Linked DNA regions of Homo sapiens: all the other regions are linked to region 1. A link is a loop called in an ENCODE intact Hi-C map of the cell type or tissue named here. Cell type or tissue: psoas muscle. All regions are shown on one strand. Each heading gives the region's core, and the rest is flanking DNA. Links, peaks and the distances in the headings are about the cores only.

The links. Peaks named below come from ENCODE experiments on the same cell type or tissue, not always from the same donor. Only the 100,000 strongest peaks of a DNase experiment are listed, where the experiment ranks them.
Region 2: it touches region 1 in a loop (7-fold over the local background); 104 of 110 quality-filtered maps call a loop at or near these places.
Region 3: a loop joins it to region 1, with 2.3 times the contacts of the local background. A loop is called at or near these places in 3 of 110 quality-filtered maps.

What each region holds. Positions count from the first base shown.
Region 1 is chr9:93,156,937-93,162,660 of GRCh38, forward strand. No RefSeq gene overlaps it. Among named protein-coding and RNA genes, the nearest start is that of WNK2, 24 kb to the right of the region's middle. RefSeq lists an enhancer at 1-27 and a silencer at 3,177-3,306. In psoas muscle, for the core only: a CTCF peak has its summit at 3,172 (motif pointing right); a DNase peak (open chromatin) is centred at 3,225; H3K4me3 peaks cover 601 bases.
Region 2 is chr9:93,301,603-93,307,326 of GRCh38, forward strand. It overlaps WNK2 (WNK lysine deficient protein kinase 2), which reads left to right. Exons shown (of 30, transcript NM_006648.4): 27 at 5,175-5,219. Among named protein-coding and RNA genes, the nearest start is that of WNK2, 120 kb to the left of the region's middle. RefSeq lists enhancers at 1-511, 4,767-5,671. In psoas muscle, for the core only: CTCF peaks have their summits at 1,264 (motif pointing left) and 3,468 (motif pointing left); DNase peaks (open chromatin) are centred at 1,249, 3,459 and 4,149; H3K4me3 peaks cover 427 bases; H3K27ac peaks cover 1,648 bases.
Region 3 is chr9:93,242,775-93,248,498 of GRCh38, forward strand. It overlaps WNK2 (WNK lysine deficient protein kinase 2), which reads left to right. Exons shown (of 30, transcript NM_006648.4): 8 at 4,769-5,060. Among named protein-coding and RNA genes, the nearest start is that of WNK2, 61 kb to the left of the region's middle. RefSeq lists an enhancer at 1,973-2,472. In psoas muscle, for the core only: no CTCF peak of the experiment used is centred there; a DNase peak (open chromatin) is centred at 3,055.

The DNA of each region.
Region 1 (5,724 bases), core at 863-4,862:
AAGCTTGCATCCCAGCCAGCAGGAAGGAGGAAGGGAGGAAGAAAGGTGCGCTCTGACCCTCCAAGACACTTCTCAGAGCTTTCTGGACACTTTCACTCATGTGTCGTGGCCAGAACTTCACCAAGTGGCCATACCTAGCTACAACGGAAGCTGGGAGATGTAGTTTCTACTCCAGGCAACCATGTTCTCAACTAAAGTTCAGGGTTTCTATGCCTAAGGAAGAAAAAGAGAATGAATAGCGGAGGACACTTAGCCATCTCAGCTACACACACCTAATTTCTATAAGTTCTAGTAATATTTAAACGTTTAAACCTTATTTATATATTTTTGTTATAGACTAATCACACAGTATGAAATTCAAAATGGTGTATGGTTAACCTTTCCTTCCCTCTCCTATCCCCAAGGTGCCCAGTGCTACCAAAGGCCATCTAGGCCAGCAGCCCTCAAAGAGGATCCCAGGACCACAGTGCCAGCATCCTTGGAAACGTGTTGGAAATGCAGATTCTCAGGCCCTGGCCTCTTCCACCCCACTGATTTAGAAGGTCTGAGGGTGAGGCCAGGAGTCTATATTTTAGCAAGCCTGCTGGGGGCTCTGATGCCTGCTGACCATCCCCGGGTTGTGCGAAATCAGGCTGATACATCTATCTGTAGGTCTCCCTGGCCCCCATCTGCACCACTCTCACATTTCAGTGAACAACTTTCAGCACTGTTAGTTTTCCCCTTTCTATTCGTTTATTTATTTATTTTTATTTTATTTTATTTTTTGAGATGGAGTTTCACTTTGCTGCCCAGGGTATAGTGCAGTGGCAGGATCTCAGCTCACTGCAATCTCCACCTCCTGGGTTCAACAGATTCTCGTGCCTCAGCCTCCTGAGTAGCTGGGACTACAGGCGCCCGCCACCACGCCTGGCTAATTTTGTATTTTTAGTACAGACTGGGTTTCACCATGTTGGTCAGGCTGGTCTCGAACTCCTGACCTCAGGTGATCCGCCCCCAGGTGATCCGCCCCCTCTTGGCCTCCCAAAGTGCTGGGATCACAGGTGTGAGCCACCATGCCCGGCCTTCCCCTTCCTATTTATTTATTTATTTATATTTTTTGAGACAGGGTCTCACTTTTTCCACCCAGGCTGGAGTGCAGTGGTGTGATCATGGCTTACTGCAGCCTCAACCTCCTGGGCTCAAGGGATCCTCCTACTTCAGCCTCCCAAGTAGCTGGGACTATAGGCACACATCACCACGCCTGGCTAATTTTTGTATGTTTAGTAGATACGGGGTTTCCCCATGTTGGCCAGGCTGGTCTCAAACTCCTGGCTCAAGTGATCCACCTGCCTCGGCCTCCCAAAGTGCTGGGATTACAAGCGTGAGCCACTGCAGCTGGCCCCCACTTCCTTTTTAAACAGCTTTAGTAAGATATAATTCACATACCATACAATGCACCCGTTTAAAGTGTATGATTCAGTACTTTCTAGTATATTCACAGAGTGGTACATCTATCACCACAATTTTAGAACATTTTCATCATTCCTATTTATTTATTTATTTTTTTCGAGACAGAGTTTTGCTCTGTCACCCAGGCTGGAGTTCAGTGGCGTGATCTTGGCTCACGGCAGCCTCTGACTCCCGGGTTCAAGCAATTCTTCTGCCTCAGCCTCCCGAGTAGCTGGGACTACAGGTGTGCACCACCATGCCTGGCTAATTTTTGTATTTGTAGTAGAGATGGGGTTTCACCATGTTGTCCAGGCTGCTCTCGAACTGCTGATCTCAGGTGATCTGCCCTCCTTGGCCTCCCAAAGTGCTGGGATTACAGGTGTGAGCCACCACACCTGGCCGCTTTCTATTTTTAAATTTTGAATACTGATGTTTAACTGTTTACATTTTCAAAAGGCCTCCCAGCCATGCCTGTCCCCACTGCCCCACCCAGGCAGCCATGGTTATTTATGTATTTAGGTCTTCTGTTTCCTTCCAGAATGTCTTTTTGTAGATGTGTGAAGCAAACACAAACATAGGCTGTCTATCCACACGGATGGACAAGGGTAGGGGCCTTCTCTCAGTCCCGCACTTTGCTTCTGTCTGTGACTCTTCTGTTTGGTAACAGAACCACTAGGCAGGCCCCTGGAGGGTCGGGGGGCATCTTGGGCAATAGGTTCTGCTTGCAGCAGGAGCAGGACCACGAAGCTTCCAGTCCTTACAGTCAGACGTCAGCATGGGGCTGTGGGCTCCAGGAGAGTGACATTCCTTCTCCCATACTCCCCCAACAGATCCCCGACTCTAAACTCCAGAACCTGGCTCCTGGCTCCTGGGGGTCCTGCCTGGACTTCCCTATGGCTATTTTATTTTATTTGAGATAGGTCTCACTCTGTGACCTCTGGGTCTCACTCTGTGACCCAGGCTAGAGTACAGTGGCGCCATCTCGGCTCACTGCAACCTCCACCTCCCGGGTTCAAGCGATTCTCCTGCTTCAGCTTCCCAAGCAGCTGGGATTAGAGGCATGCACTACTACACCTGGCTAATTTTTGTATTTTTAGTAGAGATGGGGTTTCACCCTGTTGCCCAGGCTAGTCTCGAACTCCTGACCTCAAGTGATCCACCCGTCTCAGCCTCCCAAAGTGCTGGGATTACAGGCGTGAGCGACCGCGCCGAACTTCCCCTATGGCTCTTATTTGCTGTCTGTCTCCCAAGACTGTGAGCTCGCCAGAACATGGTCTCTGTTTCTCTTTATTGCCACGTGCCTGGGCTCAGCAGGGGGTCTGTATGAGGCACATCCTCACAAATGTTTGTTGAATGAATGAGTGAGTCAGTCAGTCAGTCCCTGTTCTAGAGTTTAGTAACCCTAGAACTTTGAGCACTCACTACATTTCCCTGAGCCTTGGTTTTTTCTGTTGAATGGGGATGAGAATCTTGACCTCACAGGGTGGGGGTAGCATGAAATGAGGAATGGCTGTGGTCTAGTGCTGGACCTGGACCAGGGAAGGGGAAATGTTTTCCTTTCCTTCCCTTCCTGGGAAAATGACAGTAGCCTTGAGCACAGATGCTGGTCTGTCAAGTTTATCATTTCTAACTCCCATGTTCTCAGAGCCCCTCATTAAGCCAGTCAGCCTTGATAACCAGCCCGCGCGGACAGGGAGGGAGGGCAGCAGGCGCGTCCCAGGACTGGGACGACAGGGTTGGCGATGCCTACAGCCGCCAGCAGGGGCCGCAGCGCACCTGGGCTCTGAGAGCAGGCCTGGTGTGGGAGGGGAAAGGAGGTGACCAGGGGCCCAGAGGGGAGGGGCAGGGCCTCGGCCAGAGTGTGGCGGTCTGGCCAAAAGATTGATGGCACAAGCAGCCAAAGAAAAAAAAATAGATCAACTGGATTTCATCAAAATTAAAAACTTTTGAGAAGACAACCCACAGAATGGGAAAAAATATTTGCAAGGATCTTATATCTGATAGGTGACCAGTATCCAGAATATAAAGAACTCTTTTTTTTTTTTGAGACGGAGTTTCGCTCCTGTTGCCCAGGCTGGATTGCAGTGGCGCGATCTCGCCTCACTGCAACCTCTGTCTCCTGAGTTCAAGCGATTCTCCTGCCCCAGCCTCACGAGTAGCTGGGATTACAGGCGCCCGCCACCATGCCTGGCCAATTTTTTTCATATTTTTATTGGAGACGGGGTTTCACCATGTTGGCCAGGCTGGTCTCGAACTTCTGACCTCAGGTGATCCACCCGCCTCGGCCTCCCAGAGTGCTGGGATAACAGGCGTAAACCACTGTGTCCAGCCCATAAAGAACTCTTAAAACTCAACAACAGAAAGACAAACAACCCAACTCACAACTGGGCAAATAATCTGAATAGACATTTCTCCAAAGGAGAGATACAAATGGAGAACGAATATGAGGAAGCTGCTTGACATCATCAGTCACCTAAGAAAAGCATACCAAAGCCACAGCACAATACTGCCCACACCCTCCAGTATGCCGACATTAAAACCAACAGGCAGGCCGGGTGCGTTGGCTCATGCCTGTAATCCCAGCACTTTGGGAGGCCAAGGCGGGCAGATCACAAGGTCGGCAGATCACAAGGTCAGGAGTTCAATACCAACCTGGCCAATATGGTGAAACCCCGTCTCTATTAAGAATACAAAAATTAGCCGAGTGTGGTGGCAGGTGCCTGTAGTCCCAGCTACTCAGGAGGCTGAGGCGGGAGAATCGCTTGAACCTGGGAGGCGGAGGTTGCAGTGAGCTGAGATTGTGACACTGTACTGCAGCCTGGACAACAGAGCGAGACTCTGTCTAAAACAAAACAAAACAAAAAAACAGGCATAGGGCAGGTGACATCCTCCAGTGTGCCGGCATTAAAACCAAAACCAACAGGCAGAGGGCAAGTGTTGGCGAGGACCTGCAGAAGCTGGAACCTCACACATTGCTGGTGGGAATGTAAAATGGTGCTGCCACAGTGGAAAACCATTTTGGAGGTTTCTCAAAAGGTTAAACATAGAATGATCTTTTGACGGCTGGGCACGGTGGCTCACACCTATAATCTCAGCACTTTGGGAGGCCGAGGTAGGTGGATCACCTGAGGTCAGGAGTTCGAGACCAGCCTAGGCAACATGGTGAAACCCGTCTCTACTAAAAATACAAAAATTAGCCAGGTGTGGTGGTGGTGCACGCCTGTAATCCCAGCTACCCGGGAGGCTGAGGCAGGAGAATCGCTTGAACCCGGGAGGTGGAGGTTGCAGTGAGCCGAGATCATGCCACTGCACACTCCAGCCTGGGTGACAGAGTGAGATTCCATCTCAAAAAAAAAAAAAGAATTACCTTTTGACCCAGTAATTCCACTTAGACATGTACAAAAACACAGTAGATGAGTGTTTATTGCAGCACTGTTCGCAATCACCAAAAAGTGGAGACAACTGAAATGTCTACCAGCTGGTGAATGGATGAACAAAATGTGATTTATCCATTCAGTGGAATATTATTCAGCTACAAGAAGCAATGAAGTGCTGATGCAGGCTAAACACAGATGACTTGGAAGCAGCTCAGACGAAAGAAGCCAGACACTGAAGGCCACATACTGTATGATTCCATTTATATGAGATGTGCCAAATTGGCAAGTCTATAGACAGGCAGTAGATTAGTGGTTGCCAGGGGCTGGTGAGGGGATGATGGGAAGTGACTGCTAATGAGTACAGGGTTTTTAGAGGTGATGAAAATCTTATGGACTTAGTGGTGATGGTCGCACAACTTTGTGAGTATACTAAATCACACTGAATTATATACTTTAAAAGGATGAAACTTATGCTATGTGAATTATATCTCGGTAAACTGTGCTGTTCAGCTTGAGAATTTTGTAGCGGATGGTTGGGCATTTCCCTGCAATGCTGGCCTCTTGGCAACCTCCAGGATGTTGTTACGCATTTCTGCCCAATTTCCAGAACTTTTGACCTTTCTAATTCATGTTCTCATTCATTCACCCCATGATTCTTTCTCTGGGCTGGAATGTAATGGCCGATCTGGTGGTCGGCAGTGTGTCCAGCGAGGCAGAGCTGAGGGGCCGGGCGGTGCAGGCAGAGGCAGGGCTATTCACTGTCCCAGGGCAGTGACATGACAGATGTGAATGCAGTAAGGCACCTCTGGGCAGACACCTGTCAGGGACTTGGGAGGGGCTTCCTGCATCCACTGGAGGTTAGACCTGACCATCCTGACTTTTTGTGTCATGTACAACTTATGCACATTTTCAAAACAAT
Region 2 (5,724 bases), core at 1,035-5,034, 140 kb after region 1:
CTGGGTCCTCTTATGGCAGCCGGCTGTGGTTCCTTCTCCGCAGCCGGTTCCCGGCCCTGCTGGCCTTGTGCCTCACTTGCTGCTCCTCTTCCGGCTCCTGCATGTGCGGCTCGATCTGGGGCTGTCACTGGGGGCGAGGGCACCTGGGAGACTCAGTGCAGGGTGTTAGTGTCAGGTATGGCGCCTACCCAGGCCCCACTTCCACCCCCATGCTGTGTTTTGTGGTATTGCTTGTTTTCACGGCTTAGCCCCCATCAGGCAAGTCTTAGTCTTAGTCTTTTTGGGCCATAATGTCTCCCCCAGTTCCCCCACACTCTGAAGTTGCTGGCCGGGGAGAGCCCAGGTGGGCCTCTGCCCTGGGCGCCTCTCAAGCCCTGTCTGGATCAGCTCCAGGCCTCCGAAGTCTCTGCCACTCTCCTGGGATGTGGCTGGGACTGGCCCCTCCTGCCTCTGTGCCCCTGGGCTGTGGAGGCTGGACTTCTTGTTGAGCCATCCACTGGCACATCTGCTGCTCATGGGTAAACCCCCAGGGCAGCCCAAAAGAGAAGGGAGAGCTGTGGGGTCTGTGAGGAGACCAAGCACCTCCAGGGGAAAGACTGCAGGGGTGGGCGCAGCCCTGTGAGCGCTGAGAGGCTGAGGACTTGGGCGGAAGCTGTGGGATTGCGCCAGGCTTGGAGGCCAGGAGGGAGGGTTGCAGGCAGGGGTAGTGTGAGCAGATGGGCTAGGAAGACGCTGAGGTCGGTGTATGGAAGACACCGAGGGGTCGGGGGTCGCGCTGCAAGTAGAGGAGGAGCAGGGTGGATGCCAAGGTGCGGCTAGTGGGGGGCAGCCGGCGCAGCCAGCCCAGCCTTTGCTCCCTAGGGCCTGGGGAGAGCTTTCAGCTCACTGCCCTGGTGTGGGGCACTCCCACTTCCTGGAAGAGAAACAGTTCCAGGAAAACAAAATGTGTTAAATTTTGAAATATAGAAGGATCCTGGCCTCTGTGAAGGTCAGAGAAGATGAAACGGCCCCAGGCAGGGTGGGTTGAGGCCAGGCCAGAGGATGGGCTGCGGGTGCCCAGGTGGCTGTGCCCAGGGATAGAGCAGGGCAGTGCAGCAGGCACCTCCAGAGGCCCGAGCTGACTCAAGGTGCAGGACAGGGAATAAAGCAGTGGAGGCTGGGAGCAGCAGGTGGACAGACCCCTAGGGAGTGCAAGGCCCTGCTTAGAACCCCTGTGAGCTGGGCCCCTTGGCATAGACTTCTCACCCAGCTTGCAGATGCCCCCTTGTGGTCAGCAGTTGCTGTGGGGAGCTCACATGACCCAGTGCCCCAGAGCAGTCTCCCTTTTTTTTTTTGAGACAAAGTCTGGCTCTGTTACCCAGACTGGAGTGCAGCGGCAAGATCTCAGCTCACTGCAACCTCCGCTTCCCTGACTCAAGCAATCTTCCCACCTCAGCCTCCCAAGTAGCTGGGACCACAGGTCTGCACCACCACACCCAGCTACTTTTTTGTATTTTTAGTAGAGACAGGGTCTCACCATGTTGCCTAGGCTGGTCTAGACCTCCTGGGCTCAAGCAGTCCACCCACGTTGGCCTCCCAAAGTGCTGGGATTACAGGTGGGAGCCACCACACCTGGCCCAGTGCATTCTAAGGGATGTTGGCCTTGGAGCCAGGGAGGAGGGTCAGGTGCAGATGCTGAGATGGCACCTCTGGTCGTGGTTCTGTTGGTTCTGCTTGTCAGAAGCTGGGGTCCTTCTGGATCTTCCCACCTGACCGGGCATGTTCTGGCACCCTGTGGGCCTTTCTCTCTGCACGCTGGTATCTCTTTGGGTTTTCTCCACATTGGCTGTTGGCTGCAGCATGTTTGGCTCAGGGACCCTCCGGTGTCACTGCACGATGCCTTCTAGGCCTTCTCCCACCGTGGAATGCTTTCATCCCTCCCGGTGGGGAGAGAGTGCATGCTCAGCGAGGCTCTTTGCAGCAGGTGTTCAGGAGGCCTCGGGGTGGAGGGCATCCAGAGAGGAGGGCCCCCACCCTGCACTGCGCCCACCAGGCCCTGACCTCTGCAGCCAGGGTGGTCAGTGCTGCGTACCACTGTGGGCTGTCTGTGGAGCAGGCCTGTGTGCAATGGGGCCTAGTGCAATGTGGGGTCATTTAGCTCAAGGCAACATGAAAACAGCCCCAGGTCTCCCTGGGCAGAGCCAAGGCAGATCCTGCTTCCCAATGCATGCTTTGTGGACAGTTTTTGGCTCAAGAACATGGTTGTTCAATACGTAGACACCTTAAAAGGGGTTTTGTCCCTGGATGCCCATTTTTCTCCTGTGCCAGAAAAGGGAGCCAGTGCTGACCATGGCGGGGGCTGACCCACCTGAGGGTGCGCGGGAAGTTGTGGGGGACTGAGGTGAAGCCGCCAGGGCACCCATGATGGGAGGTGGGCTGCCCCAGCTGTCCCGTGGGCTCCTGGGCAGTATTGAGCCCTGTGAGGTGAAAAGCGAATGTGGGGATTGCTCAGGGGCTGACCACTTTTTAGTCCCCCTGTCCCAGGCACACACCCTCAGTTTGAATCCTTCTTGGTTGAGATGTCTTCTTGGCCACAGGCTGAGGGTCTGGATGGGGCAGGTGCTCGGGCTACCCAGAGGGCAGGGCCGTTGACCCAAGAGCAGGCTGTTTTTGTGCCATGGCTGGAGTGGGGAGGGAGCCTCCACTTGCGCCTGGGGGGCTTCAGCTGATGTCGGCTGCACAAAAGCAGGAGATGCCAAGTCCAAGAGCCGGCCCTCCTGTCGTCCTGTGTGCTGCCACTTTTACATTCTGGGAAGAAAGCAGCGGATCCCCCAACAGCTGGGATGAGGCTGCCAAGCCCCCGCCCCAGCACCACTGAGCAGTCCAGGGCCTTGGCGCCGCCTCTTCCTGGGCCTGGCTGGGGATGGAAGCCCCACAGGGAGACCGAGGTGGGCCTGGCGTCAATTGGCAGCCTCCTGAAAGTTTCCTTTGTTCTCCCGTTGCTGCCTTATGGACAGGAGGTGGGGGTGCTTTTCCTGGCACAGAGCGAGTGGCAGGGGGCCAGGTGGGGGCTGTCTTTGGGTGCCATCTGCATGGTGGGCAAGTGAGGGGCAGGGCCCAATCGAGGCCGAGGCTCTGGAGAGGTGGACTAAGGAGCCACCTAAGGACGGGCAGGGCTGTCCAGAGTGTGGGGAGGTCTCTGCCCCAGCCCAGTTGTCTGCAGTGAGTGGCGTCCGACAGCATGGCCTTGAAAGACTGGCACCCATCAGTTTGTCTGGAGGTCTAGGAGCCGTCTGCACACTGGTCACTGGGGCCCAAGTTTAGGAGGGGCCCAAGTTTAGGAAGGGCCCGTGGAGGCCTCCGTGGGCCAGGGTTGCTCCCTGGCTCTGAGCAGGTGCCGTGTCCTCCAGACACTCCAGACCCCAGGTTCCCAGGACAGTGAGTGAGTCCCAGCTCTGATCGCAGGTCCAGGCTCCCTCTGGTGGTTCCCAGCCGGCAGCCGGCCTGTTTGATGGTGTTCTTCCCAGCATGGCAACAGCCAGGAATTAGCACTGAATGTAGAGTTCCAGCCACACCAAGAGCTGCCAGATAGACACAGAGCAGCTTTTTGAAGCACCTGGCTTAGGACTGTCTACATGGGACCATGGGCCACAGCCCCCGACAAAGCCTGCCAGGGAAATTGGTGCTCACCCAGTGCCCCTACATATTGGATCCTAGCCTAGCCTGCATCACAGACTTCAGGGGCCCCTCCTGCACTACAGAAAACCAGCCATACCTCCCCTGTAAACTTGAGTGAGCCATTGAGGGGATATCAGCTCTGTGTTCCTGGCAGGGTTTCATCTCAGAACAGAGCAGCCAGGGAACAGCCCTTCGGAGCTGCTCACCCAGAGCCCACTGGTCTGGATCCCTCCCGCTGGGCTCCCTCCTTTTTATTAGAACAGTAAAGTCTGCAACAGAACACCACCTCACCTTTCCCCACACTAGCTCAGGAACAGACAGAATGGACTAAAAATAGTTGAGCTAGGTTTCCAAGTCCAGGATGCACAACTCAGGCCGAGCTTGGGCCAAGGAGCTGGACGACAAGTTGCCCGCTGTCCCCCGAGGCAGGAGGCATGAGCCCTTCTGGAGAAGGAAGGCAGACGTTGCCAGGTTTTCTGAGTCCCTGCAAGATCAGAGTCGCTCCTTTTTAGGTCTCCCGGGAACAGCGCTGAGGAGCGTGTTCCTGCTGCGGAGGGAGTGTGCTCCTGGCAAGGGGCCGTGGGCTGGAGTGTAGACAGAGCCTCTGTGCTAGTGAGGCTTTGCCGAGTGACCTTGGGGAAGTCTGAGCCTGTGCTTGCCCGTCCCAGCTCTGCCTGCCTATAGGATAAGCAGGGATGGCCGTGCCTTCCGGCCCAGCCTGCCCTGGGGACCTTGTCCCCACCAGGCTGGGCACTGACTGGCTAGGACATTGCATTCAGTGTATACCAGGTGCCCTCTGGGTAGTTGGGACCAGTCGGTTTAGTGGTGGTCCCAGTTAGAAGGAGGCCAGAAATGTTCCAGGCTGAGGCCTTGCCCTACCCCTTGTGGATACTGACTTGTTAATGAGGCGGTAGTGTCCCCAGACATTGAGGTCAGCCCCTAGATAGAAACCCTCGAGTCCCCTACTCAACACTTGCCGCTGACCTCATCTGAGGCAGCCATCTGAGATCCAGACTTGGCCTCCAACCTGCAAAACAATGTATCTTTTTGCACTTGGAAAACCTCCGATGGGCTTCGGCGGCCAAGCCCAGCTGTGCCCAGCTCCATTCCAGAGCTCCCGTGGCCGACTCAGCAGGGTGTCCTGCCTCCATCAGTGGGGCTCCCAGAAGCCTGATGTTTGAAAGCCAAGCGGTGTGCTTTGCTTTTTTCTTTTTTCTTTTCTTTTTTCTTTCTCTTTTACTTTTCTTAGAATATGCTTCTAGAGACAAACACTTCTCCCTGAAGCTTAGGGGCTTGGCCCTGGCACCTCTGCCCCCTCGGCGAAGCTCGTGGGAGCCTGCACCCTCTCTCCAGGGGCTGCCCCGTTTCCCCCGGCCGGGTCGGCCCTCTCTCTGAACTGCTGCCTGTGTCTGCCCCTCCCTGCACACTGACGACTTTTGCTTAGTGTGGTAGCGTGTCCCAGTGTGTGCTGTTCTGCCTAACCCTGTGGTCTTGTGTCGTTTCTTTTTCCCTTGCAGGGTCTGCCCTGAAGCGTCTCTGCCTAGGCAAAGAACACAGCAGTAGTAATTATCCGGGTTTTTTCCCCTTTGTCCTCTCTCATCGCATGGGCTTTCTCGTGGCTAGCGCACATCAGGGTTCCCGCGGCCGGGCGGGCGTGGGCCTGCCCTGTGCCTGCCCCGCGCCTGCTCCATGCCTCTCGGCCGGGCACTGCTTCGCTTCTGCCTGGCGGGATCGCTGTCCTCGGCTCCCCCGTGTGTCTCGTGGCGCCTAGAGTTTGTGCGGTCTCGCCAGTTCACATCTAACGGGCTTATCCTTCCCCGGAACACCCGCAAATTGCCGATCATTAATTGGCTCCTTTTCCAAAACCGTAGGAATGAGTATTTCCTTGAAGTCCTAAAGATGAGTGCCTCCCCACGAGGAGAGATGCCAGGACTGAGTGGGTATTAGTCTCCTTGGGCCACTCACCTCTCTCTCTCTCTCATCTCTCTCTCTCGAAAAAATATTTTTTTTCTTTTCTGGCTGAACTTTTCATGTAGGAATAGCTCCATGTGTGTCAAATCTCATCAC
Region 3 (5,724 bases), core at 1,035-5,034, 86 kb after region 1:
GTCCTGGGGCAGCTGTGCTGGCTCTGACCTTGCAGGGAGTTACCTCTATCCTGGTGCTGAGGTCTGGGCCAAGGGCAAGGATAGGAGGACATTTGGATGACCTGGTTTTGATGTGGTGACAGCCTCAGGAAGGGCAGGAGAATGAGGCGCTCTTGTTCCTTCCATGAATGTGGTTATGCTTGGTCAGTGCTGGGGGGACAGGGTACGAGGGACCAGGGAGCTGTGTCAGGAGGCCAAGTGCTACAGCGACGGCTGAGCGGCAGAGGGGACATCAGAGCCCTCTCAGCACTGATTCCAACATGGGTGGTGCAGCCTGGGGAGGGCCCCAGGATTCTACAAGAGCAGTGTTGCTGCCTCCACCAGACCTCGTGGGCTCCTTGCCTGTCTTGGGTTCTGTCCTAAGGTGGCAAAGCCCAGAACCTGCCCTGGGCCTTTCTAGCTGCTCCGAAGACAGGCAAGTTGGAGGAGCCTCCCAAGACTGCGACTCCTCCCTGCTTTTCATCCACACGGAGACTTGGCCTCCCTGCCCCCGCCCTCCTGCAGGGTCATTGTGGATGCAGCTGTCCCTTCAACCTACAGCCTCCTGTGCCCATCACCACACAAGTCCCCGTCCCTGGCAGTTGGCTGAACTCTGCGGCTGTGTTCCTGCATCAGTTCACAGCAGAGGCCCCTTGGCCCGAGCACCTTCACCCCCGCTTCTGCATCTTTTGCATTTTTTTCATTGTGAGACACATCACCCGTGAAATAGAGCATCCAAGAAGAAGGGACATGACCTGTGCTCAGCTAAAGCACAACAATAAACAGCACCCGCCCCACTCTGCTAAGAACAGGGAAGGCAGGACCTCAAGAGCCGCCTGGCAGCAGCTGGAAGCAACATACTCCTACCTTGGGGCTCACTCCCCGGGAACAGCTTGTGTGCCCCGGCAGGTTGACGCTGGGTCCCTATGGGGCCTTTCCAGGTTCTAACCTCACACTCCTCCTTCCCACCCGCTTCAGACACCAGAGTCCGTCACTGGCCTCCCTGGGGTCCTGACAACAGCCCTGCCATGGACCCTAGACTGGAGGGGCTTCGCCGTGATGCAATGAAAACAGCTTGATGTTGGTGCATCTGCTGAGGCTAGAGAGACACTAGCACCTGGCTCTGAGGCTGCTCTTCTTCCTAAAATCTGAGATTAGGCCGGGTGCAGTCACTCATGCCTGTCATCCCAGCACTTTGGGAGGCCAAGGCAGGAGGATTGCTTGAGCTTAGGAGGCCTTTGCTGTGAGCTGTATCCTGCTGCATGATTTCCAGCCTGGGTGGCAGAGCGAGACCCTGTCTCAAACAAACAAAAGTCCCTGAGATTAGCAGATGTTAGGTCTTAGAGGTGTTCTGGAATCCAGATGAGACCTCTTTCTGGAAGGACCCCGAGGGTGGGAGAGAATGCAGATGTGGCAGAGCTCTCCTTCCCCTGAAGTCACCTCTCAGCAAGTTCCACTCGGCAGATGGAAGAGGCCAGATGGAGCTCCCCAGAGAGAGACAGAGATGAAATAGCGGGCTCTGTGGGGCCTGGGCCAGCTTCAATCTGGAAGGGACTCTGGGAGTCGACCCCCAAGGGGATTCCCAGCCAGCCCTCCCCTCCACCTTCATACTCTCCTGATAATGCAATGCGCCTGTGTGGCACTCACCATGGCTAAATGTTTTCCTGTTTGGGAAAAAAAATAGAAGAAACACTTTAGAGAGGAAGGCTGGGGGTGATGATGAAGACAGTCTCAAGGGAAAATGGGCTGCGGGCTGTGGCGCCAGCAGCAAATAGTAATGGCAGCAGGAGGACGTGGCCTTGGCAGCCTCTGGTCACGTATCTGGGCCGAGGTGGGCAAGGGTGGGGCCACGCCCTGGATATGACCCCGAGGCCACGTGGAGCCTTAGGAATGGCCTCACCCACATGCTCACTAGGAGCAGAGGCCCGGGCCAAGCAGGTCTGGCTGGCTGTGCATACCTGCGCCCAGGTGCCAGTGACAGGGACACCTGCCTCGGCCTCCCTGTGAGACCCCCTAGGGTTGGAGCCCGTTCTCTGAGGCTCCCTAGAAAAAAGTCTGCTCTGGACTCTGAGCCAGAAGGGAACCTGGTGCCTGGTTTCTCCTCCTTCCCAGCTGGGCTGCCCTGCTGCTGAGTGGCCTTGGGGCTGGTTTGGGGCCAGCGGCAACCCTGAGTGTAGACGGGTCCCACTGACTGAGCCGTAAGCTTCTGTCCCACCTCACTGGTCCCCCCTCCCCCGCCCCACTTATGTCTCTTCTGAATCAGGGGAGACTGACCAGGGCTGTTTCTGTTAGGGAACATCATTCTGTGGAAAAAAATTGTCTTTTGAAACAAAGACTTTTGAATAATCACAAACTTACTGAAAAATTGCAAGGACACTACAAAGAACCATTTATTTTCCACGAACCATTTGAGACTAAGTGGCTGACCTGATTCCCCTGAAGCCCTGAATACTTTCGTGTCTGCTTCCTGAAACTAGGGCACTTTCTTGCATCCGGAAATACCGTCAATCCTCAGGCCCATCCTCCTATCCTCGGGCCACTCAGGTCCCCAGTTGTCCCAGTGACACCATCACAAGTCCTCTGGGCCCCTTTCCTCGCCTGACTTCCATGTCCTGTCCCTCGGGACGGGCTCAGGTGGCCCTCTGTGGGTGGGTCACAGTCAGGTCTTGCATCTCCACAGGAATCTCATGGAAGGGGCTGAGTTTGCATGTGTTTCCCCGGGGTGCACAGCTTCACCCGCCAGTTAGGCAGATGCTGGCTCTGAGCTTGGTGCACGGCGCCTGTGGCTTCTCTAAGTTGAGCTCCTCTCACCTTTTGCAACTGTACGTGTCTCATGGAGAATGTTTGGACACTGTAAATATCTTGTTTGTCACCAATCTTCTCACTTATTTCTTTATCTCTCTGTGGCCTCATGGTTTTCTGTTTTACTCAATGGGTCCTGCTCCACAGATGAACTGTCCCATTGCTGCCTAGTGAGTCACTTGAAATGCCCTGGCTCCAGCCTTAGAGGTCAGGGATCAGGTGCCTTGGCTCAGGGCCCTAGTGAGATGGGATCAGGTGTTGGCCTGGGCTGCAGTCTCAGACCCTGCCTCAGAACTCAGTTCCCTGCCAGGAGGGCCTCTGCATAGGGTCATTTGTGACATGGCTTCCCCTAGAGCAGATGATCCACAGGAAAGGGAGGCAAAGAGACTGGGTGAGGGAGCCACAGAGGAGAAACGGAGGGAGAGATGGGGATAGAGAGGCCACACCTACCTGCCGCCCCCCACCTGATACCAGCAGTGACACTTCACCCCTCCTGCCACCCCCATATGCAAAATGCATGTCAGAGTCTGTGGACATGTCCTTCAAACCATCATTGTGTTACTGTTCATTTTGATGCTCAAAATGCCCCAGATTTGCCAGCGGGAGGCCCTCAGCACTGGCTCCCGTGCCGTTTTGCACGTCCCTGTCACTCTGAGCACGTCCTCACTGTCAAGCTCATCCTGTCCTTCTCCTGCCCAGCCTTGAGCTGCCGCCTCTTAGAGCCGCGCTGCATTCCTGTCCTGGCCGAGCTCTGCATGCTCCTTGCTGTGGGTGTTGTTGCTCCCAGGCCCTCCTGGTGAACTCAGTTCACAAGTACGCATGTGTCTGTGCATTTACACCGCGAAGGTGTCGGGAGCCTGCCTGTGCAGTCTGTCTGTGTTTATTCACTTCTGTTGTGCGCTTCACACCAACAGCTCCAATTCCCACCCAGCAAAAAGGTTCCTGTTGAAAATTTCTGCCTCTCCACACCTGAGGAGCCTGGCGTCCACTATCCCTAATATATTTTCTTGTTTGGTCACTTTTGTGGGGTCGCCAGCCTCCATTGGTGCTGTCACCACCTCCCCTCCCCGATAGCTATGACTCCCTCTGTGCCTGGCACTGCCCCGAAGCCAGGATGCCCTCTTGCACGGGCACCTCCGCCCTACTGCAGAGGCCTGGCTGGTCCAGCCTGACCTAGAGCCTTTAGGACTGAGGTGCTCAGGAAGGGAGGGGAAGTGCGGGTGGATCTGGAATCTTTGTTCTCCCATGTTTTCATGTGTTTGTGGTCACTACAACTGCAGCCTAGCAAGAGCAGCCCCTTCAAAAGGGATCTCTTTTATCAGAAGAAAGAAGGTAGTTATTCCGTGAATATTCTTGGCGAGCTCATGATGTTTCCTGGAGACCTTCGGGCTCTCTTACAAATGCTCTCAAGGCTGTGCTTGGTAAATCAGTTTTAAAATTTGCCAGGCATCAGTGCATACCTTACTGGTCCCTAATTACAAAACGCATGTCCTTCCTCCATCTGCAACTCGGGTGTGGCCCCGTTCCCCATCTTTGGGCAGCCCCAGACTCAGAGACGTTTCAGGAAAATGCTAGCTCCAAAGCTCCTTGTCACCACTTCTGAGTATGGAGACAATCAGGAGCCCCTTCCCGTCTGCCACCAGCCCCGGGGGCGCTGGGAGCTCAGGGAGCCCTTGGGTCCGGTTGAGGGGCTGGTCTGCTTTGCTCTTGCTGTGGACTCTGCGGGATGCAGGTCAGGCCTGCGTGGTGGTGGTCTTTCTTTGCCTTGCCTGGCAAACCCCTGCCATGCCATCTCTGAGCTGTCCCCGCGGATTTTACATTCAGTGGCAGTGGGATGGCGAGCGTGTCCTGCGTGGATGAGCCAGTGATGGGAAAGCACTTTAGGTAAGGGGTGTGGGCCGGTGAGGGCTGATCCCCAGCGATGCTGACAACATGACTGCCTTTACAGATTGAGTCTGGATTCTTCCACGAGAGTGACGTCAAGATCGTGGCCAAGTCCATCCGTGACCGCGTGGCCTTGATCCAGTGGCGGCGGGAGAGGATCTGGCCCGCGCTGCAGCCCAAGGAGCAGCAGGATGTGGGCAGCCCGGACAAGGCCAGGGGTCCGCCGGTGCCCCTGCAGGTCCAGGTGACCTACCATGCACAGGCTGGGCAGCCCGGGCCACCAGAGCCCGAGGAGCCGGAGGCCGACCAGCACCTCCTGCCACCTACGTTGCCGACCAGCGCCACCTCCCTGGCCTGTGAGTGCTCAGGGGTGGGATGGCCATGGGCACCCCTCCCACCTACCCTGCAAAAACCAGCTATTGGGCAAAGAAAAATGAAGTCCTCTCCCTTTATTGGAATGCTTTGTGAGGAAGGGGGTCCGCATGGCATCCCCTCGGAGGAGACATCGTGTAGCTCTGAGCTGTCCTCACGTAGCGTGGGTGATTGCTTTAGCTGTAGGTAGTTTCCGGGAGTCCTGGCTGGGCACCTATGCCCCGTGACAGGCTCGCCTTCTGCCAGCACCTTTGGTGCCAGGGCATGTCGGGAACTTCATAAGAGAGCAACTTCCAGGGTGGTGGGGCCAGCAGACCCAAGCACTGGGATGTGCAGGGCCTGATTCTGTGACCAGCCTGGGCCCTGTCCCCCCAGCCCACCATGCAGGGTGTGGACCCTAGGTATGGGTGAGCCTTGTTTCAGTGAAGGGATTGGGGCTTTCTCAGCATTTCCCGGTGATCTGTAACCAGGAGATTAAGGCTCAATGAAGTTCATGTTCTCAGGACAGATGGGGACAAATGGGCCGTGAGCCAGCAGGGTCTGGTGGAGCCAGTTCAGTCCCACTCTGTGCTATGGATCTGTGGATTTAGGGCAGGTTCCTTAACCTGTCTGAGAATGACAGTTCTGGCCCCTTGGGGGGAATGTGAA